Linked DNA regions of Homo sapiens: all the other regions are linked to region 3. Evidence: read pairs that join two places in POLR2A ChIA-PET (ENCODE). Cell type or tissue: HepG2. All regions are shown on one strand. Links, peaks and the distances in the headings refer to the core of each region. The heading gives the core; the rest is flanking DNA. Region 1 has its middle 17 kb from the start of CD74. Region 2 overlaps PDGFRB (platelet derived growth factor receptor beta). Region 3 holds the start of LOC124901211 (small nucleolar RNA U13).

Evidence for each region. Peaks named below come from ENCODE experiments on the same cell type or tissue, not always from the same donor. Only the 100,000 strongest peaks of a DNase experiment are listed, where the experiment ranks them.
Region 1: POLR2A ChIA-PET joins it to region 3 with 6 read pairs; 4 of 35 experiments call an interaction of 5 or more read pairs at or near these places.
Region 2: POLR2A ChIA-PET joins it to region 3 with 5 read pairs; 1 of 35 experiments calls an interaction of 5 or more read pairs at or near these places.

Annotation. Positions count from the first base shown.
Region 1 is chr5:150,424,672-150,434,892 of GRCh38, forward strand. No RefSeq gene overlaps it. Among named protein-coding and RNA genes, the nearest start is that of CD74, 17 kb to the left of the region's middle. RefSeq lists enhancers at 3,147-3,648, 3,649-4,148, 4,787-4,836, 5,177-5,226. In HepG2, for the core only: no CTCF peak of the experiment used is centred there; DNase peaks (open chromatin) are centred at 3,630 and 4,100; H3K4me3 peaks cover 922 bases.
Region 2 is chr5:150,134,208-150,144,428 of GRCh38, forward strand. PDGFRB (platelet derived growth factor receptor beta) reads right to left here. Exons shown (of 23, transcript NM_002609.4): 2 at 2,801-2,846; 3 at 1,348-1,671; 4 at 543-809. The coding sequence starts at 2,840. Among named protein-coding and RNA genes, the nearest start is that of PDGFRB, 17 kb to the right of the region's middle. RefSeq lists enhancers at 1,339-1,850, 1,851-2,360, 2,361-2,872, 3,383-3,894. In HepG2, for the core only: no CTCF peak of the experiment used is centred there; DNase peaks (open chromatin) are centred at 3,334, 4,074 and 4,694; H3K4me3 peaks cover 1,776 bases.
Region 3 is chr5:150,541,021-150,546,020 of GRCh38, forward strand. NDST1 (N-deacetylase and N-sulfotransferase 1) reads left to right here. Exons shown (of 15, transcript NM_001543.5): 9 at 550-646; 10 at 1,828-1,951; 11 at 4,292-4,466. LOC124901211 (small nucleolar RNA U13) reads right to left here and starts at 2,669; the gene lies at 2,570-2,669. RefSeq lists an enhancer at 1,967-2,261 and silencers at 1,967-2,261, 3,904-4,023. In HepG2, for the core only: a CTCF peak has its summit at 3,892 (motif pointing left); DNase peaks (open chromatin) are centred at 101, 1,121, 2,091 and 3,891.

The sequences.
Region 1 (10,221 bases), core at 2,023-7,022, 110 kb before region 3:
CCGCGCCCGGCCGTAAAGATTTTTTTAAAAGCAGGGAAATTTGAATATCAGATGGACATTTGGAAATTGTTATTGATCTTCTTAGGTATGATAATGAAGTTTTAGTCTGGTAGGAGAATTTTTTTAGGAGATGAGGCTGAAGTACTTGGAGGTAACATGACATGATGTTTGAACTTATTTTCACATTGTTTAGAGAAGAGAGAGAGAGTGGCCGGGTGTGGTGGCTCATACCTGTAATTTCAACACTTTCGGAAGCTGAGGTGGGAGGATTGCTTGGGAAGGCAGCTTGAGGCCAGGAGTTTAAGACTAGTCTAGGCAATATAGAGAGACCTTGCCTCTTAAATTTTTTTTTTTAATTAGCCAGGCATAGTAGTGCGTGCCTGTAGTCCTAGCTACTCAGGAGGCTGAGGCAGGAGGATCGCTGGAGCCCAGGAGTTCGAGGTTGCAGTGAGCTGTGTTCATGCCATGGCACTCCAGCCTGGGTGACAGAGCAAAACTCTCTCTCAAAAATAGAAATAAAGGCCAGATGCAGTGGCTCACATTTGTAATCCCAGCACATGGGGAGCCCAAGGCAGAAGGATTGCTTGAGCCTAGGAGTTCAAGACCAGCCTGGGCAACATAGTGAGACTCCATCTCCACAAAATTTTTTTTTTATTATCTAGGCCTGGTGGCAAACAACTGTAGTCCCAGCTACTCAAGAGGCTGAGATGGGAGGATGGCTTGAGCCCAGGAGATGGAGGCTGCAGTGAGCCGTGATCACACTACTGCACTCCAGCCTGGGTAACAGAGACCCTGTTTCAAAAAACTAAAAATAAAGACCTAGGCATGGTGGTTCATGCTGTAATTCTAGCACTTTGGGAGATCAAGGCAGGCAGATCACTTGAGCTCAGGAGCTTGAGACCAGCCTGCGCCACATGGTGAAACATCATCTCTACAAAAAATAAGCCAGATGTGGTAGCACGTGCCTGTAGTCCCAGCTCCTTGGGGAACTGAGGCAGAAGAATTGCTTGATCCCAGGAAGTCAAGGCTGCAGTGAGCCAAGATCATGCCACTGCACTCCAGCCTGGGTGACAAAGTGAGACCGTGTCTCAAAAAATAATAATAAATAAAATTAAAAGTAAGAGGTCAGACACAGTGGCTCACATCTGTAGTTACAACCCTTTGGAAGGCTAAGATGGGAGGATCCCTTGAGCCTAGGAGTTCAAGACAAGCCTGGGCAACATGGAAAGACCCCATCTCTACAAAAAATGTTAAAAAAAAAAAAAAAAAAAGAAAGAAAAAAGAAAAAATGAAAATAAAAAATTCACCGGGCATGGTGGCATGTACCTGTGGTCCCAGCTACTTGGGAGGCTGAGGTGGGAGGATCACTTAGCCCAGGAGATTGAGGCTGCAGTGAGCTGTGTTGTGCCACTGCATTTCATTCAGCCTTGGTGACAGGAGAAGACCCTGTCTCCAAAAAAAAAAATAAAACAAAATAATAAAATAAAACACAGAGAGAGAAGTGAAATTGATAGTAGTTGAAGCTAAGTGGTGGGTATCTGATCAATTTTTCTGTATGTTAAATTTTTTCTTAATAAATGGTTAGAAAAAATTTTAAGTCAATTATGTACAAACTCAGTTTCCTTTGTACAGGAATTGTCCTCACTGCCAAGAAGACATTGTTCATTCCCATTGTGGTTATATTGACAACTGGGGGACAATGGGCTCTTTTACAGCATAGGCACATAATGTGTGTGTGGTTTTTTTTTTTTGAGAGAGAGTTTCGCTCTTGTTGCCCAGGCTGGAGTGCAATGGCGCGATCTCGGCTCGCCGCAACCTCTGCCTCCTGGGTTCAAGCGATTCTCCTGCCTCAGCCTCCCAGCCTGTAGCTGGGATTACAGGCATGCGCCGCCCCCGCCCAGCTAATTTTGTATTTTTAGTAGAGATGGGTTTCTCCATGTTGGTCAGGCTGGTCTTGAACTCCTGACCTCAGGTGATCTGCCCATCTCAGCCTCCCAACATGCTGGGATTACATTATGGTCCCCCATGCCTGGCCCATAATGTGTGTTTTAATCCTCATCAAAATGTCTCAGTACTTTATGAGAAGTTTTCTATTTTGTTTTTCAGTTTTGTGTTTTTTTGTTTTGTTTTGTTTTGTTTTTGTTTTGTTTTATGGAGTCTTGCTCTGTCACCCAGGCTGGAGTGCAGTGGCGTGATCTTGGCTCACTGCAACCTCCGCCTCCCGGGTTCAAGTGATTCTATTGCCTCAGCCTCCCAAGTATCTGGGATTATAGGTGCCCACCACCATGCCTGGATAATTTTTTTTTTTCCATAGAGATGGAGTTTCACCATGTTGGCCAGGCTGGTCTTGAACTCTTGACCTCAAGTGATCCGCCCACCTCAGCCTCCCAAAGTGCTGGGATTACAGACATGAGACTCTGCCAGTTTTCTATTTTCATAGGAAAAAAATTCTAAGTCAAACCACTTACCAGATGTATGATTTTTAGCAAGTTACTTAAATCCTTTGTGCCTCAGTTTCCTCACCTGTAAAATGGGCATGCTAATAGAACCCATCTCATTGGGTTGCGAAAGGATTGAGTGAAGTAATACACACATGGCTGGCATAGAGACAGCGTGCAATACATGTCAGAGAGTTCAGCAATATGTTCTTTTCCATAAACCTGTTCATTCTGAATCTGGGACCCTGTGCATGTTCAGAGATTTGGAGCTGCTCAACAGAGCCAGAGGGAGCCTCATCCTCCCTCTCTGGACTTTCCTGGGGGTCTCATCTCGGGAGTCTCATCCCTGGTGTCACCCCTGAGCTAGTCTGAGTGACTCTCTAAGATGCCTGCCCTCTTTTGGTCTGGACACTCCAGGCCCCAGAGGTGTGAGTTCCTACCAGTTCACCCTGGGTGAGCCGGGCAGGTGGAGTCTCCTGAGACCTCCCCTTCCCCATTCTCCTTCTTGGTCCCTGAGTCCCTGATGAGCTGCCTCAAGAAGCAGGCAGGCAGTGTGCACCCAGCCCTGCCCACCAGCCCACATGGCCCAGCCCACCCATCTTGTGTGGGGCCTCTTGGACCCCAGTACACCTTGGCCACGAATAAGGGGCTGGAAAGGGGGCTGTTTGTGTGGAGGGAGCAGGCCTGGGCTCTAGTCCTATACCTTCCATATGTGCCCCAGGCAAGTATACATCATCCCTTCTCTCACTTGTTCAGCAGTTATTTATTGAATACTTTATGCCAGGCACTGTTCTAGGAGCTTGGGATACATGGATGAACAAGGCAGACAAGTATCCCCATCCGTATGGAGTTTACATTCCAGGGGCAGGAGACAGGTCAGTAAATTATACTTTTGTTAGAGAGTGGTAAGTGCTATGGAGGAAAGGAAAGTTGTTTCTGGAGATGCAGGGTTGGGGGCAGGTTGTAGTCTTTGATAGGGTGTTGGGATGGGCCTCATTGACAAGGTGAGATTTGAGCATAGGCCTGAAGGAGGGGAGGAAGTTCACCAAGCCCACAACCGGGCAGAAATCACAGCCAGAGCAGAGGTCCCATGGTGGGAATGTGTCCGGCCTGGTTGACGAACCACAAGGAGGCCAGCATTGCTGGGGTGGAGCGACTGAGAGGAAAAGGGAGAGGGAGGGACAGACGGGAGGTCACGAGGTGTGCAGCCAGATCCTGCAGCCACCCACTGGACTTTGGCTTTATGCCGAGTGAAGCCGGGAGCCGTGGGAAGGCTCTGAGCAGAGGAGTCGCCTCCTGACTCTTGCTGTGAAAGGGTGGCTAGGGCTGCTGCGTGGGGGATCTGTACAAGATGGGCAGATCATCCCCGTGCCTCATGGGCTGCTGTGAAGGTCACGGGGGGACACTGGACAAGGAAATGCTTAGAAACAAAAGGCCCTGACTGTGGTTACAGGGCTTCCAGGAGAGAGAGCTGAGTGGCTCTGCTCACAACCGTCTTATTGAAGGGTCAGTGGAGCTCAGGAGAGGGTTATAATTTGCCCAGGGTCATATGTTCTACAACCAATTCAAGATCGGGGACTTCCCACTCTTCTCCCAGGGCAAATACCATCTGGCAGGTGGCTAAGTAGTGCAGCCTTTGGACCTGTGATGGCTGTAGTGCGGCTGACGGGGACTGAGTCCTCCCTTGAAAATCCATTCACTCCACAAATATTTGTTAAGTGCCGGTTATGGGCCAGGCACTGATCTGGACTAGAAGCTGGGACCTAGAGATATTGGGAGACACCTGGCAAGGGCTAAGTCCTGGTCTCTGGTGGGGCTGGTTTCTGGTGGGGCTGGTCTCTGGTGGGGTTGGTCTGTCTCTGGTGGGTTTGGTCTGTCTCTGGTGGGGTTGGTCTCGTCTGGTGGGGTTTGGTCTCTGGTGGGGCTGGTCTCTGGTGTGGTTGGTCTCTGGTGGGGTTGGTCTGTCTCTGGTGGGGTTGGTCTGTCTCTGGTGGGGTTGGTCTCTGGTGGGGTTTGGTCTCTGGTGGGGTTGGTCTGTCTCGGGGCTGGTCTCTGGTGGGGTTGGGCTCTGGTGGGGTTGGGCTCTGCTGGCGCTGGTCTCTGGTGCGGTTGGTCTGTCTCTAGTGCGGTTGGTCTGTCTTTGGTGGGGTTTGGTCTCTGGTGGGGTTGGTCTCTAGTGGGGTTGGTCTCTGGTGGGGTTGGGCTCTGGTGGGGTTGGTCTCTGGTAGGGCTGGTCTCTGGTGGGGTTGGTCTGTCTCTGGTGGGGTTGGTCTCTGGTGGGGTTTGGTCTCTGGTGGGGCTGGTCTCTGGTGGGGTTGGTCTCTGGTGGGGTTGATCTCTGGAGGAGTTGGTCTCTGGTGGGGCTCAGTCGGTCTGTGCAGGAGTCAAGTGTTAGAGGCCACACTACTGAAGGCTGGTGTTGGACTTAGGGTCAAGAGTCCATCTGGGGCTGGGGTCAGGTCACAGCTGGAGTCAGGCAGCCCAGTCAAGAGGCTGTGGAAAGTCAAGCTGGAGAGGCAAGGCCTGCTGGGGGCTGTGGAGGTCAGGAGAAGGCCACACACCACGGGCCAGACTGTGTATGGTAGGGGTGGGACCAAGGTGCCACTGAGCTTTTACGTTTAGGTGGCAAAGAAGATGATGTCATTCATAAAAGCAGGAAGGCATTAGTTCATTTGAGGAACAGAAAGAGTGCAGTGCATCTGATGAGCGGGGAGAGGCGTTTCAGATGAAGAGACAGGCTGGGACCAGGTCATGTAGCCTGGTAGTCTCTTGGGGAATTATTCCAAGAACAATGGGAAGCCCTCAGAGGGCCAGGCAGGAGGTTCTGGGTCTGGTTTGTCTTTGAAAATTATGCGTAGCACACAGATTTAAGGGGGCCGGAGGCCAGGCATGGTGGCTCACGCCTGTAATCCCAGCACTTTGGGAGGCGGAGGAGGGCAGATCATGAGGTCGGGAGTTCGAGACCAGCCTGGCCAACATGGTGAAACCCCATCTCTACTAAAAATACAAAAATTAGCCCGGCATGGTGGTGCACATCTGTAATCCCAGCTACTTGGGAGGCTGACGCAGGAGAATTGCTTGAACCCATGAGGCGGAGGTTGCGGTGAGCAGAGACCACGCCATTGCACTCCAGGCTGGGTGACAAGAGCAAGACTCCCTCTCAAAAAAAAAAAGCAGGGAGGGTGGCTGGGGGGCAGGAATGGGACCAGGAGACCAGTGACGGGCCAAAGTAGTTTAGAGATGGTGGTGACTTTGAGTGGTGGTGGAGAAGAAGAAGGGGGCAGATTCCATAGCTGTCTTGAAGGCAGAAGTGTCAGGATTTGCCGTGGGAGGAAGGGAGAAGGAGGTGAAGGTAGTGCCCAGGCTTGGGGCTGCGCAAGGCATGGTGCTGGCCTCCACTGAGATGGGGAGATGGAGAACACCTTCTGGAGTAGGTAGAAACCAGTTTTGTTCTGGCTGTCTTCTGCTGTGGCACTCATCTGTAGCCACCAAGTAGGTGGCTGAGGATGCACACTGAAACTTCCTAAAGAGAGAAACGAACATGTACCTTTGTGGGTTATCAACGTGCCCCCATACTTAAGAGTGTGGGGCCGGGCGTGGTGGCTCACGCCTGTAATCCCAGCACTTTGGGAGGCCGTGGCGGGTGGATCACGAGGTCAGGAGATGGAGACCATCCTGGCTAACATGGTGAAACCCCGTCTTTACTAAAAAATACAAAAAATTAGCCAGGCATGGCGGCACGAGCCTGTAGTCCCAGCTAGTCGGGAGGCTGAGGCAGGAGAATGGCGTGAACCCGGGAGGCGGAGCTTACAGTGAGCCGAGATCGCACCACTGCACTCCAGCCTGGGCAACAGAGCCAGACTCCGTCTCAAAAAAAAAAAAAAAAAAAAAAAGAGTGTGGATGGAGGAGCAGCTCTGATCAGTGAGGAGGAGGGGCAGGGAGGTGGAAGGAAACCTGGGAGAGGGGCCACCATAGTCCCAGGAAAGACTTGAAGGACGGTGTGGTCAGCTGTGTCGGATACCGCTGAGAGGACCAGTCAGACAAGCGCAGAGGAAAGCCCGGTGGACTTGGGCACGTGAGGTCGCCGGCGAAGCTGACAAGAGCAGGCTTGTGAACTGCTTGAGGATGGGTGGAGCAGCACTGGGAGCAGCGGCAGGAGGTGAGGCAGTGGCTGGACAAGATGCAGCCCCGGGTGCGAGCATGCTTGTCCGCAGAGGGAGTGACTCCGTGGGGAGGGAGAGCCAATGATGCTGACGAGGGGAGGCAGCAAAGGAGGGGTCCAGGCCGGGTACGGTGGCTCATGCTTGTAATGCCAGCACTATGGGAGGCCGAGGCAGGAGAATCACTGGAGCCCAGGAGTTCGAGACCAGCCTAGGTAACATAGGGAAACCCTGTGTCAATCAGTCAATCAGTGAGTGGTCCTGCACAGCCCAGGCTCTCTGATTAATGCTGCCACCACAGTTCCCATCCGCTGGGTTTGAAGGGAAAGTGAAACTTCCAAATCCCACAAAGGCCCTGGCTCCTGAGCCTCACCTCTTTGATTGAGTGTAAATTATTCCCACTTGGCTTCTCATTTTATTGTCACAACAAGCCCTGTGAGTTTCAGGGGATTAAATGAGCTGCATAAGCACCAGCTGAGTGCTAGTAAGTGGCAAAGCCACGATTTGAAGCCAGGTCTGAGCTGTCTCCAGAGCACTTCCTCTCAATCCCCATGTCATACTGCTTCCCGCAGGCTTCTTACTTCGAGCAGTCTTAGGATCAGGTCACCTGCAATCTCTGTTCCCAAGGGGATGGATTAGGCAGGCAGATGGGATTCCTTCCCAATCATTGTTTCTTATGGGCAATTCCTACCTCTAGTACTTTCGAGACAAACTTAATATCAGTCCTCCAGGCTTCCTTCCTACCCAGGAATGATGCTTTTTGAGCGTTTCCTCACATGCCTGACGGTCTACTTACATGCCGCCAGAGACAGAAAGCTCACTATCTCCATGAGTAACCCATTCTAGGCAGTAGGCTTTGCATGACAGCTTAGAGTCTATGCTCTTAAGTTGCTTTGGCTGAATCTCAGTTCTGCTGCCTACTAGCATCCTGTGCTTCAGTTTCCTCACCTGTAAAATGGTAATAACAGCCTGGCACAGTGGTCCATCCCTCTAATCCCAACAATTTGGGAGGTCAAGGAAGGAGGATTGCCTTGAGCCCAGGAGTTCAAGACTAGCCTGGACAACATAGGGTGACGCCCATCTCTTAAAAACAAAAAAATTAGGCCAGGTGCAGTGGCTCACGCCTGTAATCCCAGCACTTTGGGAGGCCGAGGCGGGCAGATCACAAGGTCAGGAGATCGAGACCACGGTGAAACCCCGTCTCTACTAAAAATACAAAAAAATTAGCCGGGCGTGGTGGCGGGCGCCTGTAATCCCAGGAGCCTGAGGCAGGAGAATGGCGTGAACCTGGGAGGCGGAGCTTGCAGTGAGCCAAGATTGCGCCACTGCACTCCAGACTCCATCTCAAAAAAAATTTTTTTTTGATTAGCCAGGCATGGTGGTGTATGCCTATAGTTCTAGCTACTCTGAAAGCTAAGGCAGGAGGATCACTTGAACCTGGGAGTTCGAGGCTGCAGTGAGCCATGATCGCACCACTGCACTCCAGCCTGGGCAACAGAACAAGACCCTATCTCTGAAAAAACAAAACCAAAAGAGGCAGGCCAGGTGTGGTGGCTCACGCCTGTAATCCCACCACTTTGGGAGGCTGAGGTGAGCGGATCGCTTGAGGTCAGGAGTTCGAGACCAGCCTGGCCAACATGGTGAAACCCTGTCTCTATTAAAAATATAAAAATTAGCTGGGCAAGGTGGCAGACGCCTGTAAATACCAGCTACTTGGGAGGCTGAGGCAGGAGAATTGCTTGAACCTGGGAGGTGGAGGTTGCTGTAAGCTGAGATGGTGCCAATGCACTCCAGCTTGGGCAACAAGAGCAAAACTCCATCTCAAAAAAAAATAGAAAAAGGTAATAATAGCAATACCTAATTCCTCACATCTCTGATAGTCTCAGGAGTTTGAGGCTGCAGTGAGCTGTGATCACACCATTGCACTCCAGCCTGGGCAACAGAGCAAGACCCTGTCTCTAAAAAAACAAAAACAAAAAGGGTAATAATAGCAGTATCTACTTCCTTACACCTCTGATGGTCTACTTGCATGCTACTTCCTACTGTGAGTATGAGAATTAAATAAGCTGCTACTTTTTTTTTTTTTTTTGAGACAGTCTCACTCTGTCACCCAGGCTGGAGTGCAACGGCATCTTGGCTCACTGCAACCTCCGCCTCCTGGGTTCTTGTGATTCTCCTGCCTCAGCCTCCTGAGTAGCTAGCACTACAGGTGTGCACCACCATGCCTGGCTAACTTTTGTATTTTTAGTAGAGACTGGGATTCACCATGTTGGCCAGGCTGGTCTCAAACTCCTGACCTCAGGTGATCCAGCCGCCTCAGCCTCCCAAAGTGCTGGGATAACAGGCGTGAGTCACCGCACCCAGCCAATAAGCTGCTACATTTAAGTTGCTTGATAAGTGCTTAATAAATTTCAGCTGTATAACATCGTCAGTCTAGTTAGTGCTATTTTCCCTAATGTCGCACCACAGCTTGCCTCCCTGTAACTTCCATACTTTAGGTCTAGCTCTGTCCCTTGGAATTCTACCCTCTTTCGCACTCACCTGCAGGTTATTCCTATTGTTCTGCATTTCTCAATTTTTCTTTTTCTTTTTTGAGACAGAGTCTTGCTCCATCACCCAGGCTGGAGTGTAGTGATTCCATCTCAGCTTACTGCAACCTCTGCCTCCTGGACTCAAGCCATCCTCCCACCTCAGCCTCTTGAGTAGTTGGAACAACAGGTTCACACCACAATGCCTGGGTAATTTTGGTATTTTTGTAGAGACAGAGTCTCCCCATGGCTGGCCTCGAACTCCTAGGCTCAAGTGATCCGCCCACCTTGGCCTTCCAAAGTGTTGGGACTACAGGCGTGAGCCACCCTAGTCCATTTCTCAATTTTAATTTTCTCCTGATGCCAGAGTTTTTGGTTTTATTTTGTTTTTTTTTTTTGAGATGGAGTCTCCCTCTGTCGCCCAGGCTAGAGTGCAGTGTCATGATCTCGGCTCACTGTAATCTCCACCTCCTGGCTTTAAGCAATTCTCCTGCCTCAACCTCCTAAGTAGCTGGGATTACAGATGACTGCCACCACACCTGGCTAATTTTTTTTTTTTTTTTTTTTTTTTTAGTAGAGACAGGGCTTCACCATGTTGGCCAGGCTGGTCTTGAACTCATGACCTCAAGTGATCCGCCTGCCTTGGCCACCCAAAGTGCTGGGATTACAGGCTTGAGCCACTGCACCCGGCCACTTGATGCCAGATTTTCTTTTTGCAAGTTCCATTTTTCATCATGCAAACATAATTTCCCCAAGATCATGGTTTCTTCTTGTCAGAGTCATTGGTTGTTTGCCAGGCAAGCTCAACTTTGCCAGACACACAACTGCGGCGGGTGGGAGAATGTAGCTTCAGGGCCTCCCCTCCTGCCCTGACAGGCCTGATTGTTTACTCCCAGGAATTTGCATTACTTGGATTTGGAATCCCTGTCGGTAGGCCTCTCTGACAGCATACCCTAAGCATCTGCCATCAGGGCAGGATGATGTCATGATGAAGGGCCCGGACTCCGGAGCCAGGCAGAGCTAAGTTCAAATCCAGACTCCTCCACTTACTTGCTGTGTGATCTTGGCTGAGGCACTTAGTCTCCCTAAGCAAG
Region 2 (10,221 bases), core at 812-5,811, 410 kb before region 3:
CAAAATCTCTGTTCTTATGGAGCTGACGTTCTAGAAGGGATAACAGTCTGGAAATCAAAGTACCCTCTGGAGATCTATGTACAGGAGAAATGTATTGAGCACATAACATGTGCCAGGTACTCTCCATCTTTTATTTAATCTTCACAATTGATCCTATGAGGTAGGCAGCCATTGTTATCCCCACGTTACAAGAGGGGAAGCAGGCTCAGAGAGATTATGTGCTTTGTGTAAAGTCACTCAGACAGGAAATAGCAAAGCTGGGATTTCGACCCAGCTGGCTCTGAAGCTTGTGCCCTCACCGACCATGTTGCACAGGCCAGCTCTGCCACTATCGAATTCTGCGACAGGGGACAAGCTCCATCCTCTCTCTGCGCCTGAGTTTCCCTCTTCTGTAACATGGGGAAAACACTATCTTCCTTCGAAGGCTGTGGTGAGAATCCACTGGGAAGTGGAGTCCCACACTTTGTAAACTGTAAAGGGCTATTCCTCTGTGGAGGGTTATACTTGCCTCTGCTGAGCATCAGGCCAGAAAGGGGGCTCACCCTGGAGTCTGTAGACATAGTAGGCATCAGAATCCACCTCCCTGTCCCCAATGGTGGTTTTGCAGATGTAGCTTCTGTCCTCAAAGATACCAGAAAAGCCACGTTGGTGATCATAGGGGACAGGCAGTGCAACGTCCCCTTTCTTCTCGTGCAGTGTCACCACCAGCTGTGGGTCTGTTACTCGGCATGGAATGGTGATCTCAGTTATTTCCGTGAGAAAGATGAATAGTTCCTCGGCATCATTAGGGAGGAAGCCCACGGTGGGATCTGCCAGGAGTGGAGCCGTGAATAAATCAGGGGAACTGGGTTTCTGGCCATCCCCTGAATTGCTGTGTGGCAAGTCATTTGCCATCTCTGGCCCTCTGTCTCCCCGTTACAGAATAGGGATGCTCCCAGAAGAGCATAAATCAAATGTTAGAGCTGGTCCCTTCCAGCTCTAATGTTTGATATTGACAGTGCCAGGGTAAGAAAGAAGGCAAGTCACAAGTTGAAATGCAGCTGATATCTGGAGCTTGGAGAATGGGGAAGAAGGGATGTGGGGTCAAGAGGGAGCAGATTGGAAGCAGCTGAGAATATAGAGTTCTTGGGAGGCAGGAATAGGGTGACTGGCAGGGAGCAGGCAGATCACCCAGACCAAGGAGTGGGTGCGAACACACTCCCCGACTGAGCCAGGCTGGTTCCATGATTGTCTGCTTTTCTAGGATGGCTGCATTTCACAATAAACTAAAGCACTCTCTGGACTTCCCCTGATGCCTCCAGTTGACAAGAGGGGTAAGGAGTGGGCACACAGGCTGGGAGCCCTTACCTGGCACAAAGATGTAGAGCCGTTTCCGCTCATCGGTCTCCAGTCCACGGGAGTCATTGTGGGTGCAAAAGTATTCTCCCGTGTCTAGCCCAGTGAGGTTGGTCAGTGTGAGCACGCTGGAGAAGGTGCCATCCTGGGCCTTGGCCATTTCCTGTGGGGGCTCCTGGGACATCCGTTCCCACACCACCGGAGCTGAACCCGAGCAGGTCAGAACGAAGGTGCTGGAGACATTGAGGACAAGCTCTGGCCCCGGGGGTGTGACGACCAGGCCCTGAGAGATCTGTGGTTCCAGAAGTAACAGGAGAGACAGCAACAGCAGCTCGCCTTTGGGAGAGGAGGTATCAGACATCAGGAAACAGGGGCTTCAGCACCTCTCCCAAGGCTGAGCCTGCGAGGAGGCCACGTATGCACAGCCCTCAGGTCCTTGAGGAGCACAGCTCCTTTATCCGACAGACTGGGGCTCTCCAGCCATGGCTCTGAGGACCGCTCGCCCAGCTCCAAGGCCCCAGGGATTCCTCTGGACTGCCTCTGTCAGTCCCGTTAGACCCCAGCCTCTGAGTCCTTCAGCAGTGCCATGTGTAGGCAGTAGGCACCAGAAGGGGCCAGGAAATCCTCGGGAAGCAATTCCCTGGCCTCCAGTTCCTGCATTGCTTCCCAGGTCACTTTCTGAGCCTCTTCCCTACAGCTCTCTGCCCCCTCCCCCGACTGCCCAGGTTCTGCCCAAGGCCCAGAGGTGGCTCTGGGTGGGAGAGAGATGGGAGGGAGGGGCTTAGGTAGCTCAGAGGGGGGCCAGAAAAGATGCTGAGGCCCTTTTGGGCTGGAGGGAACTGGGGTTGGGGGTGTGTGTGTGTCAAGTGATTGGTCCCCCTCCACGACATCCCCTGGAGAAGGATTTTTCAGGCCACGCCCTCCATGCCCCCTGGTGATACAGATCAGGAGGGGAGGTGGGCGGTCAGGCAGCCAGTCCATCTTATGGCCAGCTGCCGGGCAGGCTGCTGGCTGGTCATTAATTGCTGGGTCAGTCGCTCAGCCCCTGCAGAGCTGAAGACATGTTAACGGGCAGGAGTGAGGGGTGGGGTGTGCTGAGAAGCCCAGCAGGGACCTGGAAGCTCCCAGCCAATGAGGGGTCCAAGCCGAGTGCCACAGATCCACCAGACCGAGGATAGGAGGCCAGGGGTGTGGGCCAGAAGGTGGGATGGGGTCTGGAGGGCCAATCAAAGGATTTGAGCTGATGGTTCTGGACAAGCAGGGGCCCACTGACGCTTTCTGAGCTGAAGGGCTGGCAGCTGGAGGCCTCCACAGAGCCCACTGGAAATCCTGAAAACTAAAGCTGAAGGGCAGGGCAGTGTGCCTGGTGCTTCACGCCCTGCCACCAGCACACATCACCCCTGCCAGCTCCAGGGTTCCACTCCGCAGCCCCCCGGGTCCCCTACCTTATCTCCCATCTACCCACCTTTGAGGGCCAGAGCTGGCATCGCACCCGGAAGCCGCATGGTGTCCTGCAGAGTTAAACAGGAGTCAGGGCCCAGGGCAGGTGGAGGCAGCGACAGGGGCTATCTCACCACCTGGCTCCTGCAGAATGAGCCCCAGCTTGGGCCACCCAGCCTTCATGTCCGAGGGGCTGAAGTCAAAAGCCACCACGTCCCAAGCCTGAAAGGGCACTCATGACCACAGGCTGTCTCCTCTCCATCCCGGACTTAGCCTTGGGGTCCTGGCCTTTGCTTTGGCTCTGCTTGTGACTCTCACGTGGCCTCGGCTGCGTCCCCAGACTCTCTCTGTGCCTTAGTTTCCCTGTCTGTACAGTGAGGGAGGGGAAGTTGGGCTGGATGGTATCCAGTAGCCTACCAGCTCTGACAGCCTGTCCTCCGGGTGACAGTTCCAATACCAGGCTCTTATCTGCCAGGACAAATATTTGGGAAAGTGTGATGAAAGGGATGGGAGGAGGAGGGGGGAGGCCAGAACCCAGAGAACTCCCGCAGCTCCACAAGCACAACAGGAAATGGAGGAGGCTGTGGGCTGTGGGAAGGGAAGCCGGGGAGCCGGGGCTGTGGAATGTGGGAGGTGGGCCTGGACACCTTTACTCAGCCCAGAGCATACAGGGAGGCCCAGGGGACAGCGGCTAGGGGCTGGGCCCAGGAGAGGTCCCATCGAGCAGCCAGGCCTCACAGGTCCTTGGAGACCAGTGAAGCCAGGCTCCCCCCACCCCCACCCCCAGGGTGCAGATGGGGAAACTGAGGCTCTGAGAAGGTGAGAAGTTTACCCAAGATTCCACAGCAGAGCCTGTCTGAGAGGGAGACAGAGAGAAAGAGACCTGGAATGATAGAAGTAGAAAGAGACAAAGACACAGAGACAGAGAGGAGGTGCCCAGAGAGACAGCACCAGAGGCACTAAGAGACAGAAGCAAGGACAAAGACAGAGACAGAAGCAAGGACAAAGACAGAGACAGAAGCAAGGACAAAGACAGAGACAGAAGCAAGGACAAAGACAGAGACAGACTGAATGGGGTGGCCCTTGCTCTCCTCTATCTTGGAAGACACACCTCAGGTCCCAAGAGACCACCAGGAGCCAAGTATGCCAAGAGTCTGCCTGCAGCATTGGCAGGAAGGACGCCAGAGGACAGGGGTCGCAGAGCATGAGCTTTGGGAGGTGACGGCATGATGAGGCAACAAGGAGCCTCCTCTGGCTGTGGGGCTGCCCAGCCTGGCCTGCCTCTGAAGGCCATGCCCAGCTTGCCCCTACCTCCCCATCTCACCCCTTTTAGTTTTCAGTTTAGGTCTGCAGACCGGGTTCAGGCCCCAGCATGCCACCTCTTGTGCCATCGCTCTCCCTGTGGCCTAAGTCCCCAGCTCTGGAAGTGGATGATGGTGAGTACCTCACCTACCAGGGCTGCATTCACATGTCAGGGGTGGGACATAGGCAAGGCTCCTCCCGCCTATGGACCCCCAATCTTAGCTCTTCCCAACACCCCAAGAAACAGTCTGAGCAAATCAGCTCTTCTCCTCCCTCCTCCCTTTCAGACTGCCTGCCTGAAGGTCTCCTCGTTTCTTCCTCTCCCCTCTCTGAACTGCTCCTGACTCAAAGCCCAGCCCTTCTGACGCCCCCTCCAGCCTCTGCTCCCCACCATTCCTCTGCCCCAGCCCCTCCAGCTGGATGCCAGGCCTCCTTGGTCAGGAGGGAGCAGCGCCAAGGCGGAGCCAGCAGCCCCCACAGAGGCCCATCTGCCCCTCCGTCGGTGCCCCTCTGGCTGCCCCCTTCCTGCTAGAGATCTCAGCCAAAGAAAATCATTAGCAGAGGCTGGGGGAGGGGGTCACTTCAGCTTCCCTGCCCCTCCTCTCCCAGTCTCCCTGGCTGGCCACACTGTTTATTATTCTAAAGGAGGAATTTGGCCGGCTGGCCAGGAGAAGGGAGGTCACTGCAGCGGGGCTGGCCTGGCTCTGGAAGGCTGGGCTGGCTATGTGGGCTGGGCCTTCATGGCATGCAGCCCCCGACCCTCCTCCCATGTGGCACTCCATCCTCTCCCCTTCAGGCTCTCTTCTGCTGGGCCTGGGGCTGGGGGTGGCTTAGAGACTCTGAGCTAGGAGGTATGCTTTTTGAATGGGCAGCAGAGGCCCAGAGAAGGACAGAAGCATGCCCCAGTCACACAGCAAAAAGGCAGATTCAAGCTGTGGGGAGAGGACAGGCAGGCAGTGTGGATGCCGTAGGGAGGTTGTAGGCACCCCAGGGATCTCGGACTGGCTTTACTATGAATAGAGCAATCAGCTCCCCTCATAAGCACCCTGGGACCCACTGTGAGACTGAGCGAGTCTCCAGCCTCTCTGAACTCTGCGTCCCCATCCATATAGAGAGGTTGGCAGGTGTCATCTCAAAGAGCTGTCCCTATGGTGAAGCTCTGCCTTTCTGACAGGCCAAAGAGAAGATTCTAGTCACCACGAATCTTACCGGGGTGTTTTGAGGAGGTGGGGGCTAGTAAGCAGGAGGGGGCTACATTCCTGAGGCTAGAGTCACATAAGAATCCACCAGCCATCTCATTCCACGAAAGGAATTTCCATGACTATTCAGCCACAGACTTGCTGTGCGGGCTTTGACAAGTTGTTTCCCTCTCTGGGCCTCAGTTTCCCCATCTATACAATTAAGAGTTAGACCAAGGCTGGGCATGGTGGCTCATGCCTGTAATCCCAGCACTTTGGGAGGCCGAGCCAGGCGGATCACGAGGTTGAGAGATCGAGACCAACCTAGCCAACATGGTGAAACCCCGTCTCTACTAAAAATACAAAAATTAGCTGGACATGGTGGCAAGTGCCTGTAGTCCCAGCTACTCAGGAGGCCGAGGCAGGAGAATCGCTTGAACCCAGGAGGCGGAGGTTGCAGTGAGCTGAGATCACGCCACTACACTCCAGCCTGGTGACAGAGTGAGACTCTGTCTCAAAAAAAAAAAAAAAAGTTAGACAACAGTGTTTCAACAGTGTTTCAGGGGACTTTCCGCTGGTGACGTGGAACCCCAGGAGGTGGCAAGGAAAGAGTGGTAGGGACAAGAGGCTGGAGGGCCAGGGAGGGCAGAGAAGGGCTTAGGGCACCCAGACATGACTTCCCAGGCCATCCTGGATGACTCCCTGATACCCCACATTTTCCACCAAATGTGTTAGGCCTCTTTGTGCTTCCCAGAGGCTGTTCTGGTTCCAGCCAATCCCAGGGAGGCCCAGGCAGCTGACTTGGTGGTAGTGGGCTTGCCTGTGACAACTTCCCCTCTTTAGGAGGACTGTACTCTAGGGAAGGGCCACCTAGGACAAGCTGGATGTCACAGTCAGAGAGCAGGCACTCCCCCTATCTGCTGTACTCTCCTGCCCAGGGAGGCCTCTAGAGCAGAGAGAGGGAGGGCACCCCTAGGTGTCCCCCTTTTGCCCATGAAGAGAGTGCTATGTGCCAGGAACCCCTCCTGATTCCTCCTATTCTGGCCAGGTTGTAGGCTCAGAGGCCCAAAGTGGAGATCATGCCCAGCTCCTCACGTGACTCAGAGGGACCCCTTAGGGGAGCAGAGTGAGGACCCCAAGTCCGGGGCACAGAGTGGAACCCCAAGTTCAGGGGAGAGGAGTGGGGGGCCCCAAGTCTAGGGGAGCGGAGTAAGGACCCCAAGTCCAGGGGAGCAGACTGGGAACTCCAAGTCAAAAGGAAGCAGAGTGGGGACCCCAAGTCAAAGGAGCAGAGTAAGGACCCCAAGTCCAGGGGAGAGGAGTGGGTGCCCCAAGTCCAGGAGAGCAAGCATGCTTGGGGAGTCATTCTCAGAGCCCCAGACTTCCCTCCTCCCAGCACGTACAATTCTCCACTCCTTTCCCACCGCCTTAATCTAAATAAATCCAGCCCATCTTGGCCACATCCGCCAGCAACAGCTTCCCTCCCTCAGGGTCCTGAGGCTCCCACGACACAGGCAGGCCAGGGAGGGGGCCCTGCATTGCTGCGGGGGTTGATGGGGGGAGCCTGCACATGGTCAGCACATACACACAGCACAGATGCACAGATGCCTGCCTACGCACTTCCTCGCACACTCCTCTGAAACACATACGTATGCAAGAGGCCATGTGGGTGCCAAGCCCTCATGCAGGTACTAAACATGTACACACCCACACAAAACACATGTGCGCAGCTCCCACTGTGCCCAGCACCCGTGGAGATGCACCCGTGTGCAACAGTTCACATGTGTATGCAGCACATACAACATGCACAGAACATGTGCACATAGAACCCCAAATTCACCTGAACACACAGCCATATGCATGAACAGACAAGCCAGAAAGCCCGTGTTACTGCACCAGGAACCATTCTGAGCATTTGGCACGTATTGGCTCACTTGATTCTCCATCAACTCTATGAGGTAGATACAGTGATCATTTCCATTTTACAGTGGGGAAACTGAGGCAGAGAGCATTTAATAACTGGGCTAGGAACACAGAGCCAGAAGGGGTAGAGCAGAGATTAAAGTGAAGTGGTGTGACTCTGTGTTCTATGCCACCAGCTCCACCGCTTCTCTGACCAACGTGCATGTTTGGTTGGGTCTGGGGAGAAGGCAGTGGGGACTGAAAAAAACAGATGGATTTGAGAGTTACTTAGCTGAGAATCAACAGGACTGGGTGACTTAATATTGAGGGGCTGGAGAGGGAGGTATGCACCTCTGTATCTGGCTTGGAATACTGGGAGGCAGAAGTGTATGTGTGTGTGTGTGTACACGCGCACGTGCTGAGGGGACGATGCCATTTTCTGAGATGAGAATGAGGTCAAAGAGCAGGAGTGAGAGCTGCAACTGAGCAGGTTTAGGATAGGGAGGGTCTGTGGGCACTGAGGGGACAGTGGGATGTTCAGTCTGGAGGCCAGGAACAGGCCGGGTAGAAACAGCAGTGAGATGAGAGAGAGAGGGCCATGCTGCAGGGAGAGGGGGGTGCTGGGGGCAGGCAGTCTCAGGCCTGGGATGCTCTGAATAAACCAAATGCCTGAGGGAGGAGGAGGCCTGGCCATGGGGTTATGGGGTCAGAGTCTTGGAATGTCAGCACGCCAGAGCCCTCAGGGATCATCTATCTGATCTAACTGCCTTCCTGTGCTCCATTGTGCTCGTGGGGAAACTGAGGCTTAGGGAAGGAAAGCAAGAGGGCCCATTGTTTTGGCCTAGACAAGATGGGCTCGGGTGATCGGTGGGGCTGAAGCTCACCTGGCTGCGCAGCTCCCCGCCTCCAGCCCCTGCTAAGATGTGAGGCTGGTGGCTCAAGGCCCCAGGCTTCAGGCTATAGCTGCCCCTGCCCTCTCCACAGCACACCTCTGTCCTGCCACACATTGACCTTTGTTTCAAAGTCACATTCTCTGCACGAGCCCAGCCAGGCAGGGATTGGCGACTGAGACTCAGAGGAGGTAATTTGCTAAGTTGTTGGGAGAAGTGAGCCACAGACTCCAGTCTCCTGACCCAGTCCAGTCTTCTGTTCTCCGTACCGGGGCACTTTACAGGCCTGGGACAGACTTTGGAGGGGGGTTGGGGTGGGAAGTAAGAAGACCTGGCTCTAGTCCCGGCTGTGACACCCACTTATAGGATAGTGGTCCCCCCTATCTGCAGGGAATACATTCCAAGGCCCCAGTAGATGCCTGAAACTTTGGATAAAACCAAACCCCATACATACTATGTTCTTTTCCCTGCAAATACATACCTATTATAAAGTTTTATTTATAAATAAGGCACAGTAAGAGATGAACAACAATAATAATAAAATAGAACAATGATAAAAATATACTGTAATAAAAGTCATGTGACTGTGTTCTCTCTCTTAAAATATCTTACTGTATCGTTCACTCTTCTTGTGAAGACGTGGAATGACACGGTGCCTACGTGATAAGAGGAAGTGAGGTGATGGCGTAAGAATTGTGAAGTAGCGTTAGGCTACTACTGACCTCCAGACATTATCAGAAGGATCAGGTCATCTGCTCCAAGTGATCCTGGACCACCGAGCCATGATGGTGTTGATGGCTGGATGTCAGTAGTGGACTTTGTTGATGACTAACAGGTGGGTAGCGTATATGGACAAAGGGATGATTCACTCCTGGGCGGGACAGACAGGACAGTGCAAGATTTCATCACACTACTCAGAACAGCACAAAATTTAAAGCTTGTAAGTTGTTTATTTCTGGAATTTTCCATTTAATGTTTTTGGACCACAGTTGATCTGGGGTAACTGAAACTTCAGAAAGTGAAACTGCAGCTAAGGGTGACTACTGTACAGTCCTGACCCTCTCTGAGCCTCAGTTTCCTTATCTGTGCAAAAGGGTGGGCAAGAGTGTCTTGGGAGCACTTTCAGGGCTGACATGCTGTGGCCCTCAGGGCTCCACTCTGGGAAGGCAGCTGTGCTGAGCTGGAATGCTGGGCTCGGGGTGGGGGTGCTGGGGAGGGACCCATGTCATGACTCAGCTCAGAGAAGGCTGCCAGTTCCAGGCCTGGGAGTCTGTGGGGGCAAGAGGCATCTGGAGCCAGGGATGAAGTCCTCCCGCCAGCAGCTAAAGAGTAGGAAAGGGATAGCAGCACAGCCTGGGCCTGGCGGCAAGTCTGGTCCATGTGGCTGTCCCCAAGCAGGCTGAGATGTGGGTGTGATTGGGTCATGTGATCAGGGAGCCCCATCCTGGGAGCCAGAGAAGAGAGCAGGATCGGAGGGTGAGGAGACAGTTACAGGTGGAGGGGAGAAACTGGGGAAGTGGCCGAGGCTCCCACCCGCCCCCTTCAATCCTATGCTCGCTCCACTTCCAGTTGTTGGAGAAGGCTCAGTGCTCCACCCCTGCACCACGAACCTCCCCACCAGCCTCGGGATCACTCTAAGGGCTACAGAAAGAGAGCAGCCCGGCGCAGCCCACTCGGTGTTGGAGCCATTCTCTGTGCCACGCTGCTTCTAGGCCCGGGGTCCTCTTTATGTTTCTCCAGGTACCTACAAAGTCCCCTGAACAAAGCAGCAGAAATCGACTAAGATGGGGCCTGGCGTGTGCTCCCGCTGCTCTGGAAGTCCAAACTGGATGGAAGAATAGCGCTGGTTCCCTGGAAGGCTGCTAAGCCCCCTGCACCCCCTCCTCCAGCACAGGCTCGGCTGCCTCTGGCTATCCCACCGCCAATCTCCTCACCTCCAATCTGTCCCCTCCACCTGTTCTCACACCCCAGCCAGAGGGACCTTTCTGAAATACCTATGTGACCTCTCCGGCCCTCCTCTGCTCTCCATCCCCCTCAGGCAAAGGCTGGCTTCTCTGCCCAGCCTTTCAGAATCTTCCGGCCCGGCCCTGACAGCTCCCTCACAACTGAGGGAGGAAGGCGGCTGCCCCTCCAGCTCCCCAGGGCCCAAGCCAGGCCCTCACACTCGTCACTCA
Region 3 (5,000 bases), core at 1-5,000:
TGGAATTGGTGACAGTCTCATAGTTCAGACCAGGAGTCCACAAACCGTGACTCATGGGCCAAAACCAGCCTGAGACCTGTTTTTGTAAAGAACGTTTTATTGGCAGACAGCCACGCTCATTCTTGTATCTACTGTCTATAGCTGCTTTCATGCTATGACGGCAGAGTCGAGTAGTTGCAATGGAAACTTCCATGCCCCAAACCTAAAATATTTACTAAACACTTACCAAAAGATTAATTAAACTTTATAGGAAGCGTTTCTTGACCCCCTGGTTCAGACGCAGCTTGTCCAGTTAAATTCAACAAGTGCTTATGAGTTCCTGTTACGTGCTAAGGGGCATTTTGCGAGCTCTTTGGGGGACATGAAACTGACCAGAAGTGGAGCCTGCCTGTCAGTGGCTCAGTGTCTGGGGGTGGGGATGTGACAAGGACACATGTAGCATGTAGGTATCATGCCCATTGGGCTGTAAGGGCCACATATCCATGTGCAGTGGGAGTCCACTGACTGGGTTCTGGGGCGCCCCACACATCCCTTCCACTGTTGTTTTAGGACCCCTGCGAGGACAAACGTCACAAAGACATCTGGTCCAAGGAGAAGACGTGTGACCGCTTCCCAAAGCTCCTCATCATCGGCCCCCAGAAAACAGGCAGGTCTCTCTGCTCTTGACCGAGCTTCCCCAACTGCCTGCTGTCTCAGCCACAGAATTCTGAGGACTGCCTTGCCCTGGCCCCACTCCCGGATAATTTGCTCCCTCTTTCCCAGGAAGTAGGAATGAAGTTGGGGTGAACACAAATTGCCTGTCAGTATGGAGGGGAAAGAGGTGGAGGAGGGGCCTGGAGTTCTCCTATTTATCCTGAACCATAGCCTCAGGGAGCTCTCCCTGCATTATCCTGGGAGTCTCCAAGTCCAGTCAGAGAAGCCCAGATCAGTTGCTCTGCTAGTTTGAGTAATGCCAAGCAAAACTGGTACAAAGAGGACTGTGATCAATTAGCTATGTCTGCCAGAGGTGCAGTAGGGAGAAGCAGTGACATGATTGCTAAGCATTTGTCATCCATACAACCCTGCAAGGCACAAATGGGCACTCCCATTTTGTAGACAGAAACTCAAGGTTCAGAGAAGTCAAGTGACTTCCCTTAACACATTCAGTTAGGCAATGGCAATTCCAGGCCTGAACTCTGATCTCTGTGACCCTGAAACATATACTCTTAATTGCCAAACTCTATAGCCTCCTTCTCTTCTGGGCTCTCTCATTATAGCATGTAAACCATAGACTTATACCACAGAAAGTGAATGAACTCACTGAGGAGGAGGTAGGGCAGGGTGCATGAGTGAGCAGAGGGTATTGGGAAGAAGAGACATAGGAACAAGATTTCTTAGTTCTTTAAGAATTTCACATTAACAGAACTGCAGGGTGACAAACTCCCTTTTCCCTGAGCTCCTACCAAGTGCCAGAGGACAGAGGCCCAGAGCTGGAAAGGACCAGCTCTTCTGGGATGCTGAGGGGACAGCAGTCAGTTAAACATGGCTACCAGAGTGCAGTGGTGAGGCAGATTCTGAGGCCACGTCCTCGTTTAGTGAAGAGTGCTGTGATAGATTAGCGATGTCCGTAGTAGGTACAGGAGTTGCGGTGTTCACATGCATGCCATATATTTGCCACCCTGGATTTAGTAATTCCTTCATTGCACAGATGAAGAAGCTAAGACCAGAGAAAGGCAGAGACCTTCCCAGGAGCCCCCAGTGGGTCGTGGGGAGCTAGGCCCAGAACCCAGACTCTATCTTTTGGCTGGGGGCTGGGCCCTGGGTCTCAGGTGTCTACCCTCCCCACAGGCACCACTGCCCTCTACCTGTTCCTGGGCATGCACCCTGACCTAAGCAGCAACTACCCCAGCTCTGAGACCTTTGAGGAGATCCAGTTTTTTAATGGCCACAACTATCACAAAGGCATCGACTGGTGAGTTGGCCTTTCTGTCCACAGCGGGACGGGAAGGCCATCCTGGGGCCTCCCAGGAGTCTGCTGTGGCCACAGCAGGAAGCAGCTGGAGCTTGCTCACACACAGCTGTCATTCCTGTAAACAGGGACAAAGTGCAGTGACCCTTGAATCATGGTGTGACAGCGTTGTCATAGACAGGACACTCGATGAGGAGGCCCTTTGCCCCTTTGCTCTACCGCCTGTAGTCAGACGCTGAGGTCGAAGTCCACCCCTCCCTTGCTTGCAGAGAAACATCCTGAGTCTTGGGGAGGAGAAGGGTTTGCCCAGGGTCCCAAGGTCGGAAATCCAAATGTTCTGGCTCTCCTCACTGCGTGTGGCTGACTGTGAAGCAGAGGTGTTCTTGTGGGCCCTTCAGGGACAGGTCGCTGGTCTTTGGGCGTCACTTGGGGAAGTCATTAAGATTGCCACTTCCCACCAGAGCCTGCAGAGGTTACCTTTGTAGAGGTTCCCAGCAGAGGGTCCTAGTAGAGGTTCCCTTAAGGGTGTGGGGGCCAGAGCAGAGATGGTTTTACTCTCCACCTTTTCAGTTGGCATCTTTCTCTATTTGCCTTTTTTCTTTCTTTTTAAAAAATGTTTCATGTCAGGTAGGTAATGTGCTGAGATCATAACAAGGTTCGAGGTGGGTACACCTCACACGTGTGTGAACACCCAATCATCACGTGCATGGACTGCAAAGTTTGCCTTTTTAAACCTTGTCCATGTATTACCATTATTTATTATTTTTATGTCAGTGGGTTCCCTGGGTGGAGAGGTTATGGGCCTTCTGTCTTTCTTTTTTTTTTTTTTGAGATGGAATCTCGCTCTGTCACCCAGGCTGCAGTGCAGTGGCGCGATCTCGGCTTACTGCAACCTCTGCTTCCCGGGTTCAAGTGATTCTCCTGCTTCAGCCTCCCAAGTAGCTGGGACTACAGGTGCCCGCCACCATGCCTGGCTAATTTTTGTATTTTTAGTAGAGACGAGGTTTTGCCATGTTGGTCAGGCTGGTCTTGAACTCCTGACCTCGTGATCTGCCCGCCTCGGCCTCCCAAAGTGCTGGGATTACGGCGTGCGCCACTGCGCCCGGCCCATCTACCTACATTTCTAACATCTCCACAGTCTCTTGTCTAAAATCTAGTGTGGTCAGATGAATTATTGGAAGTCAACATTTTTCAGGTTTTAGAAAGGTAATGTGGTGCGAAACCATATATTTAGTAACATCTTCAGCGACACCTGGGGCAGCACCCTGTTAGCAAATTCATTAATATGTCTGTAGCAAAGTATGTGAATATTTACACTAAGTAAGAGGAATAAGTCAGGTTTTGTTGCCAAATGGCTTTGCTACAAACCTAGGAAACAAAGCCTGTGTTTTCAAAGCTTTCTCAATTGAGATATTGTAAACAAAGGATTGTGGACATGCAAAGAAAATTCAGAAAGATGAGAGAAGACGTAATTCCTTGGCCCAATTCCCAAGAGCTTGATTTTGTAGGTAGGTCTAAAGTGGGGTGCAGGAATCCAGCAGGCCCCCAGAACGCTCTGATGAAGCACATCCTTGGGACCAGCCTGGATCAGCCCCACCTCACAGGATAGGATAGGGACCCTGTACCCTTCATGAGAGTGGACTTTGCTTCCCACAAGCCCCAGAAGTTGGACCCTGAGTTTGCATAGGTAGATTCCCCTGGGAGGGTCTGGAGTGTTCCTTTGGTTTCCAGAGGTTCCTTCATCCAGAGGTGGCCATTGCTCTGGTGGGATATGGGCATTAGTCTGGAAAGCCGTGCTCACCCACAGCAGGCTGGGGAGGGGTTGTGGGTAGCAGGAGGTCCTGGTCCACAGTGACGGCCTAGAAGGTGTTCCCCCAGGTCAGGAAAGAAAGTCCGCCCTCTGGAGGCCCCCTCTGCTCTGTGCCAGCCTCCCTGGGGCAGTCCTGGAGCCACTCTGAGCCCCAGCTCGCCCCCTAGAGGCAGAGAGAGTGACAGCCCTGGCAGTTAAGCCTGGAGCAGCTGAGGGGGCGGGATCCTAGAGTTTAGGATTGAGGGGCATTACCCCCTCCCCATGACCTGCAACTGCCGGCGCACCCACAAGTCTTCAGATCCTCCCAACTCCAGAGTCTTCTGGAAAAGGAACGAATTTGAAACAGGGAGGCTGCCAAGAGGCCATTCCCCTCCAGAATCCCCACTGGAGGCAAGTCCTTGTTTGGTTGGGAGCAAAGCTTCCCACTTGCTCTCTGAGGACATTCTACCCCAGTGCCTCGCCCTTGTGCTGCATTCCCTTAGCCCCCTCCTCATGAGTTTTGTCTGTGAGCCGCCTCTCTGGGCTTCCTGCAGGTACATGGAGTTCTTCCCCATCCCTTCCAACACCACCTCCGACTTCTACTTTGAGAAAAGCGCCAACTACTTTGATTCAGAAGTGGCGCCCCGGCGGGCAGCAGCCCTCTTGCCCAAAGCCAAGGTCCTGACCATCCTCATCAACCCCGCGGACCGGGCCTATTCCTGGTACCAGGTGAGTGGGGCTGGGGTGGAGTCCCTGTGTCGGGAACACAGGGCTCCGTCTGACACTCAGTTACTCACTCACTCAACAGATATTATTAGTAAGCACCTACTGTGTGCCAGCCCTGAGCCAGGCGCCTGGAGCGTGGTGATGGCTGAGAATAGAGTCCTTGGTGGAGGAGACAGGCGGAAATGGAAAGCCAGCCACCAGTTGACTGTCCACCTGCCTAGTGTCATGCGGGGTCCTGCCTCTACTTCTGACACTGACAAGAGGTGGAGGCTGGTTACGCCTAGAGGAAGCTTAGATTTGGTGAACAGCAATGCAGGATCATACTGACTATAGCTTCCTCGCTGGACACGGGTGGGAGTGGGAGCTCATGGAAGGACAAGACACAAGACTGCCATTCACAGTGGAGAAGGCAGGCACCTGACCAAGTGAGGCAGTTACCTGGGCTGTGATACATGGAGAGGGTGTGGATCCAAGCCCCTATCTGGGGCATGTATGAACCAGAGCTGTCTTTTTTTTTTTTTTTTTTTTTTTTGAGAC